2 separate regions of the Homo sapiens genome follow, and region 1 is linked to region 2. Evidence: read pairs that join two places in POLR2A ChIA-PET (ENCODE). Cell type or tissue: Panc1. All regions are shown on one strand.

Region 1 (4,000 bases), 110 kb before region 2:
CCTCAGCAGGCCAGACTGAACCTCCCCTTGTATGGAGAACACGGGCTTCAGGGGACACAACTGGAGTGTGTCGGCAGGTGCACCTGTATCAGGTGTGTGTGGGACAGTGTGTGAACTCGAGAGAGTGCCATTCGGTCTTGGGGACTTGGGAGGACATCTGTGCACTCAGTTCTGTGCAGAAATGTACACGTAAGAGGGTGGCATGTCACTTGTGTGCTGTGGGGCTCCTGGCCAGTGTGCATGGCAGAGATGAACTCTGAGAATGTCACACCGCTCAGTCAAGTATGATGAAGGAGGGGACAAGAGTGTGATTGTCACAGGAAGTGTGCCTGCCGCGTCTCCTGGTCCTGGACGCCTGTGTCTGCTTTGCTTGCCTGGCTCTCACTGCCCACACAGGTGGGCCTGGCTGACACTTAATCCTCTGGCCTTGTGAATGTTACGCAGGTAGACAAAGTACCAGGTCCCTGTGAGGACAAAGTATCTGTGAGGTTTTTTGTTGTTGTTTTCTTTTCTTGTTTTTTTTTGTTTTTTTTTTTTTTTGAGGCAGGGTCTTACTCTGTTGCCCAGGCTGGAGTGCAGTGGCGCAAACACAGCTCACTGCAGCCTTGACCTCCCTGGCTCAAGTGATCCTCCCACTTCATCCTCCCAAGTAACTGGGACTACAGGCACGTGCCACCATGCCCAGCTAATTTTTCTTTTTATTGTTTGTAGAGATGAGTTCTCACTATGTACTCAGGCTGGGGAGCCTGGAGTTTCTGATGGGAGGAGGCTACCTCTACCCTCGCTCCTCGGTTCCCCTGTGACCCCTTAACCAATGTCACTCCGCTAGGATCCAGGTGAATGATCTCCTGGTGGAGGTGGATGGAACAAGTCTGGTGGGAGTGACCCAGAGCTTCGCGGCGTCTGTGCTCCGGAACACCAAGGGCCGAGTGCGGTGAGAGCCCAGAGGGGTGGGGCGTGGGAGCGGGCAGGAGGTCCTCGTCCAGGCACTCCGTTCACCTGCCTTAACAGCCAGTTAAGGTTCTGGTGGCCCAGCTCACAGAGGTTCTGCTGACTCCTTGGCTGCAGGAGTTGCTGTGCCTGGAGTCCCTCGCCTCACACCTGCCTTCTCATCCCAGCTCCCTGGCAACAGCTGGCCACCAGTACTCAGCCTTCCTGGCCCACTGTCCACCAGCCCTCCAAACTGTCCTCTAGGGCTTCTTCTCCTTCCCCCTACCTGTCCCTGACTCACTGACTGAAGAACCAGGACGTCCAGGGTGAATGCTAACCATATTGGGGTCCCCTCATTGGGACCTCATGCCCCCCACCCCGACCAGCCCTATGTCATCCTGGGAAGACTCCGCCCCAGGCCTGTAACCAAGGGGACTGGATCAGAAGCTCCCTGTGTCCACTCTACCTTTGGCTTAACATTCAGGGATCACTCCCTGCCCCCCTGCAAGAGGGGTACTACCCCCAGGAAAGGGTGGTGGAGAGAAACAGGATGTGGGTGGCCACCGGGAGGAGGGGCTGGTGCCTGGAAGTTCCACTATTTCCTCTCCATCCTAATCTCCAGTTGCCATCATCCCGCCCCTTCCTGAAGCTCAGGGGCTTGGAGCATACCCAAGAAACACCTCCGCAGCCCATCCCTGCTGGGAGGGTCATCTTCACCTTTCCCTGCCTCATTTTCTCCCCTGTGGCAGGGGAAGAGCCTCCTCAGTGCATGTCCCCTGCAGCACAGCCTAGAGGTGGGCTGACATTCTCCCTCCCGCAATACTGGCCAGAGGGGTGAATGGGCCTTCCTGCCTCCCTTGGGAAGGAAACCTGATAAGGGCCCTCATTCCCCCATTCATTATTAACACTGCAGCCTTCGGACTCAGCCCTCTCATCTCTCCTCCCCTGGGAGGGCCTGAGTTTGGAGAGGGGAGCATCAGCAGGGAGGATGATGCATTACCTGGCTGAGGACAGAGGCAGCGGATGATGCCGGTGCCCCTGCAGGTTTATGATTGGCCGGGAGCGGCCGGGAGAGCAGAGCGAAGTGGCCCAGCTAATTCAGCAGACTTTGGAACAGGAGCGATGGCAGCGGGAGATGATGGAGCAGAGATACGCCCAGTATGGGGAGGATGACGAGGAGGTAGGGAGTCCCTGCCTGGCTGGCCGCGTGGTCGCCCCCTGGTGGCTAGATGAAGCATTACAGTCATCTGCCTCTACTGCTTCCCCTGCCCTAGTAAAAAGCCCACAGTGCCATTCCCTGTCCTCCAGTCACACTCTTTGTCTTCAGAGGCCGGACAAGGAATACACAGTCCTCTCAAAGAGCCCCCAGTCTGCGGGGAGAGCATAGCCCCTAATCTTGGGGGACCTAATCTGAAAGGGAGATAGATCCAGAAGGGGAAAGATAGTACAGGCTGTTTCTTCAGAGACCCAGGCTGATGAGGAACTGACCCCCTCTGTCATCAGGGGACTACCAGGCTGTTGGGGGAAGACATAAACCGTGTCTCTGGTCCAGCCTCAGGCTGAAGTGGGAGGCATGAACCACATTCCTGGGTAGCTCTCTGTCTGGCATGGGCAACTGGTCCCAGCCCTGGTCATCAGGGCTGAGGGCAGCTGGGTGGGGTGGGCCCACAGTCTCCGGTCTCCCTTCGCAGACGGGAGAGTATGCCACTGACGAGGATGAGGAGCTGAGCCCCACGTTCCCGGGTGGTGAGATGGCCATCGAGGTGTTTGAGCTAGCGGAGAACGAGGATGCACTGTCCCCTGTGGACATGGAGCCCGAGAAGCTGGTGCACAAGTTCAAGGAGGTGGGAGGAGGGGCTCCCTGGAGTGGTGGAGGGAAAGGCAGGCAGGTCTCCTGCCCTTGGCACTGCCTGCCCCACCCTGCTGGAGCTGAGTGCCTGCCCCTCTGCCCAACAGCTCCAGATCAAGCATGCGGTCACTGAGGCAGAGATCCAGCAGCTGAAAAGAAAGGTAAGGGTGCGTATGTGTGTGCTTTTGCGTGCGTGCATGTGTGTGTTGAGGAGCAGGGTCCCCCTACCCTCACACCTGCACATGCTGACACTTAGGCACAGGTACCCACAGAACAAGCTGCTCTAAAGCAAGATGATATGATAGATACGATATTAAGAGCTTAAGCTCTGGATCCATCTGCTCCAGCATCACTTGCTTCTCTGTGCCTCAGCCTCCTCATCTATAAAATGAGGTCGTAATAGCACCAACACCACAGGATCGTTGTGGGATTAAATGAGATAACACACGTCAAGTCTTTAGCACAATGTGTGACATAATAGGAGCTCAATAAAAAGTCAAAGTAGGCTGAGCGCAGTGGCTCATGCCTGTAATCTCAGCACTTTGGGAGGCCAAGGCAGACTGCTTCAGCCAGGAGTTAGAGACCAGCCTGGGCAACATGGCGAAAACCTATCTCTACAAACAATACAAAAATTAGCCAGGTGTGGTAGCGCACACCAGTGATCCCAGCTACTTGGGTGGCTGAGGTGGGACGATCATTTGGGCCAGGGTAGGTCGAGGCTGCAGTGAGCCGTGATTGTGCCACTGCACTCCACTCCAGCCTGAGTAACAGAATGAGACCATGTGTCAAAAGAAAAAAAAGTCAGTATATTAGCTGTGATACCGAAGCATGCTAAGTTCTGCTCTAGGTGTCTCTATGTTTGTGCTGTCCCACATATGTCTGCTATATATAGGCCCATTGATAAGTACAGACCACCCAGAAGTACACACACTGACACAGCAGCCTGGCCCCAGGCACATAGTACCCACAGACCCCCTCACCCAGACACATAGAGACACCCACTCTACACAGACACAGTCACAGAGACAATGGACCTGTGCTTCACATTACACTCGAGGCTATCAGCCTGGATATGCAGACCCACTCTGCACCCATCTGCTCTGAAACACACAGGCATGGCCATCGATCAGACCACCTGGTCTAGGAAGAGTGTCACAGGGCATGCATATTCTCATCTGGGCAAGTAACACAGAGGTGCTGATGCCGACCCCAGATGGAGAC
Region 2 (4,000 bases):
AACTAGCTGGGATTACAGGCATGCACCACCACGCCCAGCTAATTTTGTATTTTTAGTAGAGATGGGGTTTCACCATGTTGGTCAGGCTGGTCTCGAACTCCTGACCTCAGGTGATCCACCTGCCTTGCTCCCAAAGTGCTGGGATTACAGGCGTGAGCCACCATGCCCGGCCCCTTTTCACTTTCTTAATGGTGACTTTTGATCAACAGAAGTTCTAATTTTATTTTATTTTGATTATAAAGATAGGGTCTTGCTCTCTCACCCAGGCTGGAGTGCTGCGGCACAATCATAGCTCACTGCAGCCTTGAACTCGTGGCCTCGGGTAATCCTTCTGACTCAATCTCCCAAGTAGCTGGGACTATAGGCACACACCACAGTGCCCGGCTTAGAAGTTCTAAATTTCATGGAGAATAATTTATCAAGTTTTTTTTCTTTATGGCTAGAACTTTTTGTGTCCTGTTTAGGAAATTTAGCTACCCAGAAGGCTGAGGCAGGAGGATCGCTTGAGCCCAGGAGTTCGAGACCAGCCTGAGCAATGTGGTGAAATCCAGTCTCTACAAAAAAAAAATACAAAAATTAGCCTGGCATGGTGGCATCTGCCTATAGTCCCAGCTACTCAGGAGGCTGAGGTAGAGGTGGAAAGATTGCTTGAGCCTGGGAGGTTGATGCTGCAGCGAGCTAGGATTGCACTAATGCACTCCAGCCTGGGTGACAGAGCAAGACCCTATCTCAACAAACAAACAAACAAACAAACAACAACAAAATTTTGCCTACCCAAGGTCATGAATATATTCTGTTTTTTTCTAGTGGTTTTACCTTTTATATTTAGATATATATTCCATGTAGAATTTTATGTTTGTGTATGATGTGACATAGGGATCAAGATACCTTTTTTCCACATGAATATCCAATTGCCCAGCACCATTTATTGGAAAGACTATCCTTTCCCCAGTATAGCTGAGCAGTATCATCTTTGTTAGAAATCAAATAATCACATCTGGGTGGATTCACTTCAAGGCTCTCTATTCTGTCCCACAGGCTCTCTATTCTGTCCTTGCACTAATACCATGTTGTCTTAATATCTAGTACTGGAAGTCTTACAGCTGTGCTCTACTTGAAGAAAGTCTTGGCTATTCTTGATCCTTTCCATTTCCATACAAATTTTAGAATCAACTTATCGATTTCTGCACACACACACACACACACACACATTCCTGCCAGGATTTTGATTGGAATTGCATTGAATCTATAGATTGATTTGGGGAGGATTTACAAGGTGGAGCTTTCCAATCCATGAACACTAATTTAGATTATCTTTAAATTTTTTTATTTTTTGAGGCAAGATCTTACTCTGTCACCCAGGCTGGACTGTAGTGGCACAGTCATGGCTCACTGCAGTGTCGACCTCCTGCGCTGAAGTGATTCTCCCACCTCAGCCTCTTACAGGCACACGCCACCACACCAGACTAATTTTTCTATTTTTTGTGGAGATGGGGTTTCACTATGTTGCACAGGCTGGTCACAAACTCCTGGGCTCAAGTGATCTGCCCGCCTCCACCTCCCAAAGGGTTAGGATTATAGGCATGAGCCACCATGCCTGGCCTAGATATTTTTAAGTATTTATCAAAGATGTTTTGAAGTTTTCTGTGTAGTGAGGGAGCTTTCACTGTTTGGGTTAGATTTATTTTTAGGTATTTGATATTTTTATGATGTATAAATGATGTTGTCCTTTTAATTCCTTTCCCTAATTGTACATTGGTAGAAAAACATTTGATTCGTTCCTTTTTTTTTTTTTTTTTCACTTTTAGAGACAGGGTCTCACTATGTTGCCCAGGCTGGACTCAAACTCTTAGGCTCAAGGAATCCTCCTGCCTCAGCCTCTCTACTAGCTGGGACCACAGACATGGGTTACCACATCCGGCTTAGTAATTCTAATTTCAATGGAGAAAAATTTATCAAGTTTTTTCCTTTATGGTTAGTACTTTCTGTGTCCTATTTAGGAAATCTTGTTATTCAGGAGGCTGAGGCAGGAGGATTGCTTGAGCCCAGGAGTCCAAGGCCAGACTAGGCAACATAGTGAGACCGCATCTCTATTTAAAGGAAAAAAAAAAAAAGAAATCTTTGCCTACCCCAGCAACATTTGATTTTTTATACTGATTTTGTATCCAGTGAGCTTACTCAATTTACTTATTTATTCTAACAGCTTGTCTGTATATTTTGGGGGATTTTGTCTATGGGCCACTATGTCATCTAAATACTGGCAGTTTTCTTTCTCCCTTTACAATTCTCACAATGTTTCTTGTGCCTTATTCCCTTGCCTGAGGCCTCCCTTGTAGGGTAGTGCTGGATGGAGTGGTAACAGTGGGCTCCTCAGCTGCCTCCTGATCGTAGTAGAAAGCTTTGAATATTTCACCACTCAACCTAATGGAGTGTGTGTGTGTGTATTTCAGATAATCTTCATAGTACTACTTTTTCAGACATACCTTGCTGATAAGGGAAGGGTCTGAGGGGCTGGGATAGGGAGCAGTGGTTTGAGGTTGGGGAACCCCTGGGAGTGGCCTGCCCCTTGCTCAATTAAAAAGCAAAACAGTGCCGGGCGTGGTGGCTCACGCCTGTAATCCCAGCACTTTGTGAGGCTGAGAACGGCAAATCACTTGAGGCCAAGAGTTAGAGACCAGCCTGGCCAACATGGCGAATCCCCGTCTCTACTAAAAATACAAAAATTAGCTGGGCATCGTGTACTTGTAGTCCCAGCTACTCCAGAGGCTGAGAGGCACTAGAATCGCTTGAGCCCAGGAGGCGGAGGTTGCAGTGAGCTGAGATCGCATCACTGCACTCCAACTGGGCAACAGAGCGAGACTCCATCTCAAAAAAAAAAAAAAAAAAAAGCAAAGCAGAAGCTGGACCCTGCCTATAATCCAAGCACTTTGGGAGGCCAAGGTGGGAGGATCACTTGAGCCCAGTAGCTCAGGGCTGCAGTCAGCTATGATGGCACCACTGCATTCCAGCCTGGGTAACAGAGCAAGACTCCATCTCTTAAAAATAAAAATAGAAATAAACAGGCCAGGGGCGGTGGCTCATGCCTGTAATCCCAGCACTTTGGGAGGCCAAGGCGGGCGGATCACAAGGTCAGGAGTTCTAGACCAGCCTGGCCAACATAGTGAAACCCCGTCTCTACTAAAAATGCAAAAAATTAGCTGGGCGTGGTGGCAGGTGCCTGTAATCCCAGCTACTCGGGAGGCTGAGGCAGGAGAATCGTTTGAACCTGGGGGGCAGAGGTTGCAGTGAGCCAAGATTGTGCCACTACACTCCAGCCTGGGCGACAGAGTAAGTAAGACTCTGTCTCAAAAATAAATAAATAAATAAATAAATAAAAATAAAAGAAAAGAAATAAACAAAACAGAGTTGTCTCCAAAGGGGAACACCTCTCTGGTGACTCCCTCTATGTCCTCCATCAGAACCTGGTCAGAACATCTGTCTGGTCTGGGGCTGCTGGGTATCCCCTTTGGCTCTGGAGCATGAGGCTACCGGTCCATTCCTGTCATTCCCCCGGGCGCTGAGGCTCAGAGCAGGGTGGTGACTAGCTTAGGTCCCACAGCAAGTGAGTGGCAGAGCCAGGACTGGAACTCGAGGTTCCTGGAGCCCAGCTCCACTTCGGCCACCACACTGTGGTCAGGAGCTGGGAGGTGACCAGAGGGCAGAGGGAGGGGCATGTAGGTATTTCAGGAACGGGACAACTTTGTGCAGGTACTGGACTCTATGCCCACAGATGTGCGTAAAGAAGATAGGTGGGCAGCCCCTCCTCCAACAAGAGAGGAGCGGGGTCCAGGTGGGGTGGGAGGCAGGTGAGCAGCTGACCCTCAAATCTAGTCCTGCGCCATTTGGAAGGAGGATTTGGGGAGAAATCTCCCCAGGGCAGCATGGAGACCTGGACCATTGGGGTTTGCTCCATCCCCACTAAGGCCCTTGGGAGGAGCTTAGATATCAGGACTGGGACCCT

Evidence for each region. Peaks named below come from ENCODE experiments on the same cell type or tissue, not always from the same donor. Only the 100,000 strongest peaks of a DNase experiment are listed, where the experiment ranks them.
Region 1: POLR2A ChIA-PET joins it to region 2 with 15 read pairs; 2 of 35 experiments call an interaction of 5 or more read pairs at or near these places.

Annotation. Positions count from the first base shown.
Region 1 is chr17:50,138,203-50,142,202 of GRCh38, reverse strand. It overlaps PPP1R9B (protein phosphatase 1 regulatory subunit 9B), which reads left to right. Exons shown (of 10, transcript NM_032595.5): 4 at 830-934; 5 at 1,975-2,110; 6 at 2,622-2,774; 7 at 2,887-2,940. Among named protein-coding and RNA genes, the nearest start is that of SAMD14, 10 kb to the right of the region's middle. In Panc1, a CTCF peak has its summit at 2,144 (motif pointing left); a DNase peak (open chromatin) is centred at 2,202.
Region 2 is chr17:50,028,970-50,032,969 of GRCh38, reverse strand. No RefSeq gene overlaps it. Among named protein-coding and RNA genes, the nearest start is that of PICART1, 25 kb to the left of the region's middle. In Panc1, no CTCF peak of the experiment used is centred here; no DNase peak of the experiment used is centred here; H3K27ac peaks cover 1,524 bases.